2 separate regions of the Homo sapiens genome follow, and region 2 is linked to region 1. A link is a loop called in an ENCODE intact Hi-C map of the cell type or tissue named here. Cell type or tissue: PC-9. All regions are shown on one strand. Links, peaks and the distances in the headings refer to the core of each region. The heading gives the core; the rest is flanking DNA.

Region 1 (2,923 bases), core at 296-2,795:
GCCAGCATGCTGTCACCTCTCAGTCCCACTAGATCCCAAGAGGCAGCAGAGGCAGCTTCTGAAAAATAAAATAAGTGAGTAGGCACCCCACCCCACTCGCTCCCTTTCCCACGGCCCCACCCCCCTCTCCTGGTTCCATTTGGCCCACTCAGCTTCTTGCCCAAACTTCATTCTGAAGGCGTTGGCTCTCTCCATCAGGGTGAGGTCACCAAGCTTTGGGGTTACATGTATCTGCTTCAGGCCTGTCACTCACTAGTCCCTAGTGACCTTGGGAAGGTTAACCTCTGAGGGCCTCCATTTCCTCATCCTTAAAGTGGGAATAATCATACTTCCCGGCAAGAGCGCCAGAGGGCTTATGGGATGGCTGTTTGTAAAGCCCTTAGCACAGTGAAGCATAGCCAGCTGCTGAAATGTTGCTGATGGCATCTCAGCAGCCCTTCCAAGGGCACTTGTGCTCTAACTAAGGTCCCCTGAAAACCAAAGGCCATGGAGAATCCGGTGAGGCTGGTGCCAGAGCCCCAGGGTGCCAGCAGGGTGATGTTGGGGGCAGGCCAATGTCCCCAAGTCTCTGATTCATTCAGCCAAGGGCAGAGTTCTCTGCTCGTCTGCTTACTTGATGTTGAAGACTAACCACAGTCCGGTGAAAACAAGAGCAGAGCTAGGAACCAGACAGCTACTCCAAGGGACTTTCTAATGATACATAGCGAAGCATTTTGAAAAAAATTAGATGGTATCTCATTGAAACATTTCAAAAAATTTTAGGTATTAAAAACAAATGGTTCAGGTCACTTCCAAATAGAATAACTGATCGATAGCTTTTTATATAGGAAGAGAGTGCTGATTCCAGGAGAGAGAGGTTAGGTCAAACCCCCTAGTTTTGGCACAGGAAAATGGCTTGTCAGAGTAGCTTCTCAAACTATGATGCTGTGAAGACTCACTTAGGGATCTGGTTAAGATGCAGACTCTAGGCTGGGTGCGGTGGCTCACACCTGTAATCCCAGTACTTTGAGAGGCTGAGGTGGGTGGATCACTTGAGGTCAGGAGTTCATGACCAGCCTGGCCACCATGGTGAAACCCCGTCTCTACTAAAAATACAAAAATTAGCCGGGTGTGGTGGTGCACACCTGTAATCCCAGCTACTTGGGAGGCTAAGACAGGAGGATTGCTTGAACCTGGGAGGCAGAGGTTGCAGTGATCACATCACTGCACTCCAGCCTAGGCTGCAGAGCAAGACTCTGTCACCAAAAAAAAAAAAAAAAAAAAAAAAAACAGATTCTGCTTCAGCAGGTCGCGTGTTGTGCCTGAGAGTCTATATTTCTAACAAGCTTCCAAATGACATGCTGCTGGTCCGTGGGCCACACTTTGGGAATCAGTGTGGAAGAAAAAGCTACCTCTCTGCCCCGTGCTTATTTTGGTCTAAAAGGTCATTTGCTGCCGGCTCCTGCTCAGTGACATATAATCTCTGTTTGTACCTGTGTCCCTGAATTATCTTTCCTGTCCCCACAAATGGCCTGAAAATAACCCCACAATTGGAAAAATCGCCTGGCTGTCTCATGCAACCCTAACCCAAAGTTGTTTCAGGGAGAACATTAAGCCGCCTCCCAAGCTCGCCCTCTGCTGGTGAACAAGGGTCATTTTTTTCCTAAACCCTCACCCAGCCTTTCTTGCTGCACAAATGCTCTTTTTTTTTTTCCTTCCAATTAATACAGACAGAAAAGTCGCATGACCTATTCCAGAGGTTTATTGCACTGTTGTCGATTTTGGAGAATGTTTCCACTCTGTTCCTTAAAGTACACCCCTCAGAGGAGGTAGATAAATGTTTGACCAACACTGTCTGGCAACTCACGATATTACGAGTTCTCCGTGTTGCCTAAACATCCTCTTCTTGACTGAACTTTGTTCTCATCCCACCCCACACACTTTCTACAGTGGTGGCAAGCCTTCATTTACTCACAGCTCGAATGTGGCAAGGTCAGGGGGAGTAATGGTTTCCTCTGATCCAGGGTTGGAGGAGGATGCAAAGTAAGCATGTCCCAGAGACAAAAGAACATTTAAGAGAAGGATATGGAGATGGGGAGACTCATAACACAGATCATACCACCATCACTCATTCATTAAAACATTTCTTCATCACCTACTGTGTGCAAGACTTGGGACTAGGAGCAGAGAATTCTTAATCCCTGCACACGGGGAACCTAAGCCTCATAGAGGAAATAAGCGTAACAGTGAATCGTTAGTGAGTGTCTGCTGTATGCCAAGGAGCATACGTATGTTACCTTATTTAATTTTATTTCATCCTCACAGCAATCCTATGATCATCCTCATTGTATGAATGAGAAGACTCAGATGCAGAGAAGTTGAGTCAGACTTCTAGTTAATGAGGAAGTCAGTTTAAATGAACAATATGTAAGTCTGGCACAGTGGCATGTGTGTGTAGCCCCAGCTACTCCGGAAGCTGAGGCAAGAGGATCACTTGAGTTCAGGAGTTCAAGACTGTATAGTGCACTATAATTATGCCATGAATAGCCATTGCACTCCAGCCTGGGCATCAGAGCGAGACCCCATCTCTTACAAAAGAAAAGAAAATAAAAACTTTAAAGAACAATTTGTTATTATCTCTCGTGGTTCTGGAAGTTATGGGGCTCAGCGGGCTGGTTCTCACTTGGGGTTCCTTATGCAATTGCACTCAGACAGTGGCTGGGGCTGAGATCCATGTCTGGAGCCAGGGCTGGGATATCTAAAACAGTTGGGGGCTGGTAGGGCATCTCCGTCCACATGGCCTCTCCACATGGCTAACTTGGGCTTCCTCTCAGCCTGGCAGTCTCAGGATAGTTGGACATCTTAGATGGCAGCGGACTCCCCACTGCAGCAAGTGTTCCACAAAACCAGACAGAAACTGCAAACTTTCTTGTGACCTAGACTC
Region 2 (2,923 bases), core at 1-2,500, 120 kb before region 1:
AAAAAAATACCAAAAGTACAAAGGTAGAAAAATTATGTATAATCCCACTAATGTTAAAATACATATGTAAATTAAAGTTTCCCACCTCTACCTTCTAATCTCTGTTAATAGTATGGTGGGTAGTCTTGCCAACTCCATTCTAGCAGCCATCTTATGAACAGTGGTCTGGCAAGGGCTGTGCTGACAGCATGACTAGCATCACCCAGGGTTGTTCTGAACACACTTATGCAACTGCAACTCTTCATGGCAACGCTATGATTACTTTTCCAAAATGGTTTGATGGTTTAGTATGTCCATTTTGAAAAACTTTATCATCCTGTAAAAAATGTAAAGATATAAACACAGTAAACACTGGCATTACTGCTTAGAACTTAATCAATTTGGTAATGGCTATTACTTTGTCAAGTTGGTAGACAGCAGGGACAATGATAAGAGAAGAGAAGGGGGAAAAAAGAGAAGAGATGAGAGAAGACTGTGTAAGGACATACCCCGACTCATTTGGAAAGAAAATATGAAAGCAACATCGGGGACAGGTCTATATCTGAGAAGTGTATGAGATGCTTAACATTTTTTACAAATTTATATTCATTATGCATTACTCATTGGATATTCTGACTAAGAATGATTTGCCAAGGCCAAGTTTACAGTGAAACAATGTTTTTTCACAGGATATATAATATTTTATGGGCAGCACTGAATTCAGTCTTTCTGGGTAGTTAGATGATATATATTTCCTAGCAGGAAAGAGTTATTAAATGAGAATGATGAATCAGTTGTGCTTCAGAAGTCCCATTGTAAAAATTACCAGTTTAAGTCTGAGCCTTGGGGATTAATGGGTAACTGATTTAATGAAACCTGTAGTACCTAAGGGAAATAATCTCTCTATTCATACATTAAGTTAACCCGATTTTTCTTACCTTCAGCAACTAAGGTGACCCGAAGGCTTGAGGAAAAACTCGAGTTTTCAGGGAGTACGCAAACTTAGCCCTTCCTGTTTCTGGAAACCCCTTACTCTCCTCCCACTCTGTACTTTGCTCATGGTGTTCCTTCTACTTCCATTATTGTTGCAAATCCTGAAACTGCTCCCCCTCCTGGACAACCTGTATTCACCCTCAAAATTCAGGATCATAGATTAGTACCTCATGAAGAATCTTAACTCCACCATCACCTCTACTACTAATCAGAATTAGTAGCTCACTCTCTTGGGTTGCTGAACCTTTAATAATAACTCTTGTTGACAAATTATTCTTCCTCACAGTATTTTCTTCTTCTTAAGGATGCAGACAGTGTCCAGAGTCTCTGCATTTTGAATCTCCAGCAAAACATTGTACCTGGCAGATGAGAACAGTCTAGAAATGTTTGTGAATTTAATGTGATATAGGAAAATATGGAAACCTAGTGAGAGACTGTTTGCTTTAGAAACATACATAGACAACCTCCATCCACTTATCTTTTCTTTCCTAATCTTAGGTTCAAGTGACCTTGATCCTTCGATGATATTGGACACTGGAGAGATCATTGATACAGGATCTGATTATGAAGATCAGGTAATTAAAATCTGAAAATAGTTCTCTATTTAAATGTTTTTAAGTTGAACCTTTGTAAATGTTTTATGAAAATTTGAATTATAAAAACTCATTTTGTGAAATATATACAGATAACTAATAACATATTACATGATAAATTACAGTAGTCTACAGTTTTCATTCACTAAGTTTGGCTTTTTGGCACTCCCTTGTCCTAAGATTCAAAACACAGTGAATTAAAGAAAGGTTTATCATCAAACGTTAACATGGGATAGAAATGAGGTTCTCTTGCCCAAGAATTTGCCTGTGTCTCTATCCCTTCCCACTAATAAACTAATAATATTTACTGAGCATCAGCTACAGGTTCAGGGCTCTGCTATTTTATCGCTAACTGTATTAGTCCATTTTCAAGCTGCTGATAAAGACATACCCAAGACTGGGCAATTTATAAAAGAAAGAGGTTTAATGGAGAACTCACAGTTTCACATGACTGGGGAGACCTCACAATCATGGCAGAAGACAAGGAGGAGCAAGTCACATCTTACATGGATGGCAGCAGGCAAAGGGAGAACTTGTCCAGGGAAACTCCTGATTTTAAAACCATCGGATCTTGTGAGACCCATTCACTATCACAACAGCACAGAAAAGACCCGCCCCTGTGATTCAGTCATCTCCCACTGGCTCCCTCTCACAACATGTGGGAATTATGGGAGCTACAAGATGAGATTTGGGTGGGGACACAGAGCCAAACCATATCACTAGTCTGTGGAAGGGAATGATGAACGAGGAAAGCATAGCCAAGAAGTTAAATACATTTTCTCTTTGAATAAAACTGAAGACATTTATCTGGGTCATTTTCCTCTCAGCAGAAGAACTCTCTCTGCTGCTATATTTTAATGAACCAAAATAGTTGGCAAATGAGCCAACCCCCTAATTAGGCTTTATTTTTAAAAAAGAAAAATGTCCAAAACTTTCTTCCGCCTCTCATCAGTGCTCCTCAGCAATGGCTAAAAGCCAAGTGAACATGTTCTTGGGGGAGGCTTTGTTCCCATCTTTAACTAATATTCATCACAAATAAAGCAAACAGATCAGACCAGTGTCCATGTGTAATGGCTGGCTGTATATTTCATATACGTATTCAGGAGCTATTTTCTTGAGTATAAAGTTCTTTCCTTATAGCACAAAGCAAGGAGATGATGTTGGCAAGTGCTATAATAGCTACACATGTTTATAGTAATTTTTAACATCTATTAAGCACTTATTACATGCAAAACGTTGTGCCGAGTTTCTTATATTAACTCAGCAATTCTTCACAACATCTCTAGGAAGTAAGAATTATTATCTCTATATCACAGACAAAAAAAAAAAGGACTAGAAGAGTAATTTACCCAAGGTTA

The links. Peaks named below come from ENCODE experiments on the same cell type or tissue, not always from the same donor. Only the 100,000 strongest peaks of a DNase experiment are listed, where the experiment ranks them.
Region 2: it touches region 1 in a loop (2.2-fold over the local background); 4 of 110 quality-filtered maps call a loop at or near these places.

What each region holds. Positions count from the first base shown.
Region 1 is chr1:77,532,267-77,535,189 of GRCh38, forward strand. All of the region lies in intron 12 of AK5 (adenylate kinase 5), which reads left to right. Among named protein-coding and RNA genes, the nearest start is that of ZZZ3, 150 kb to the right of the region's middle. In PC-9, for the core only: CTCF peaks have their summits at 1,624 (motif pointing left) and 1,823; a DNase peak (open chromatin) is centred at 1,595.
Region 2 is chr1:77,416,169-77,419,091 of GRCh38, forward strand. It overlaps AK5 (adenylate kinase 5), which reads left to right. Exons shown (of 14, transcript NM_174858.3): 8 at 1,471-1,547. Among named protein-coding and RNA genes, the nearest start is that of AK5, 140 kb to the left of the region's middle. In PC-9, for the core only: a CTCF peak has its summit at 1,112 (motif pointing left); no DNase peak of the experiment used is centred there.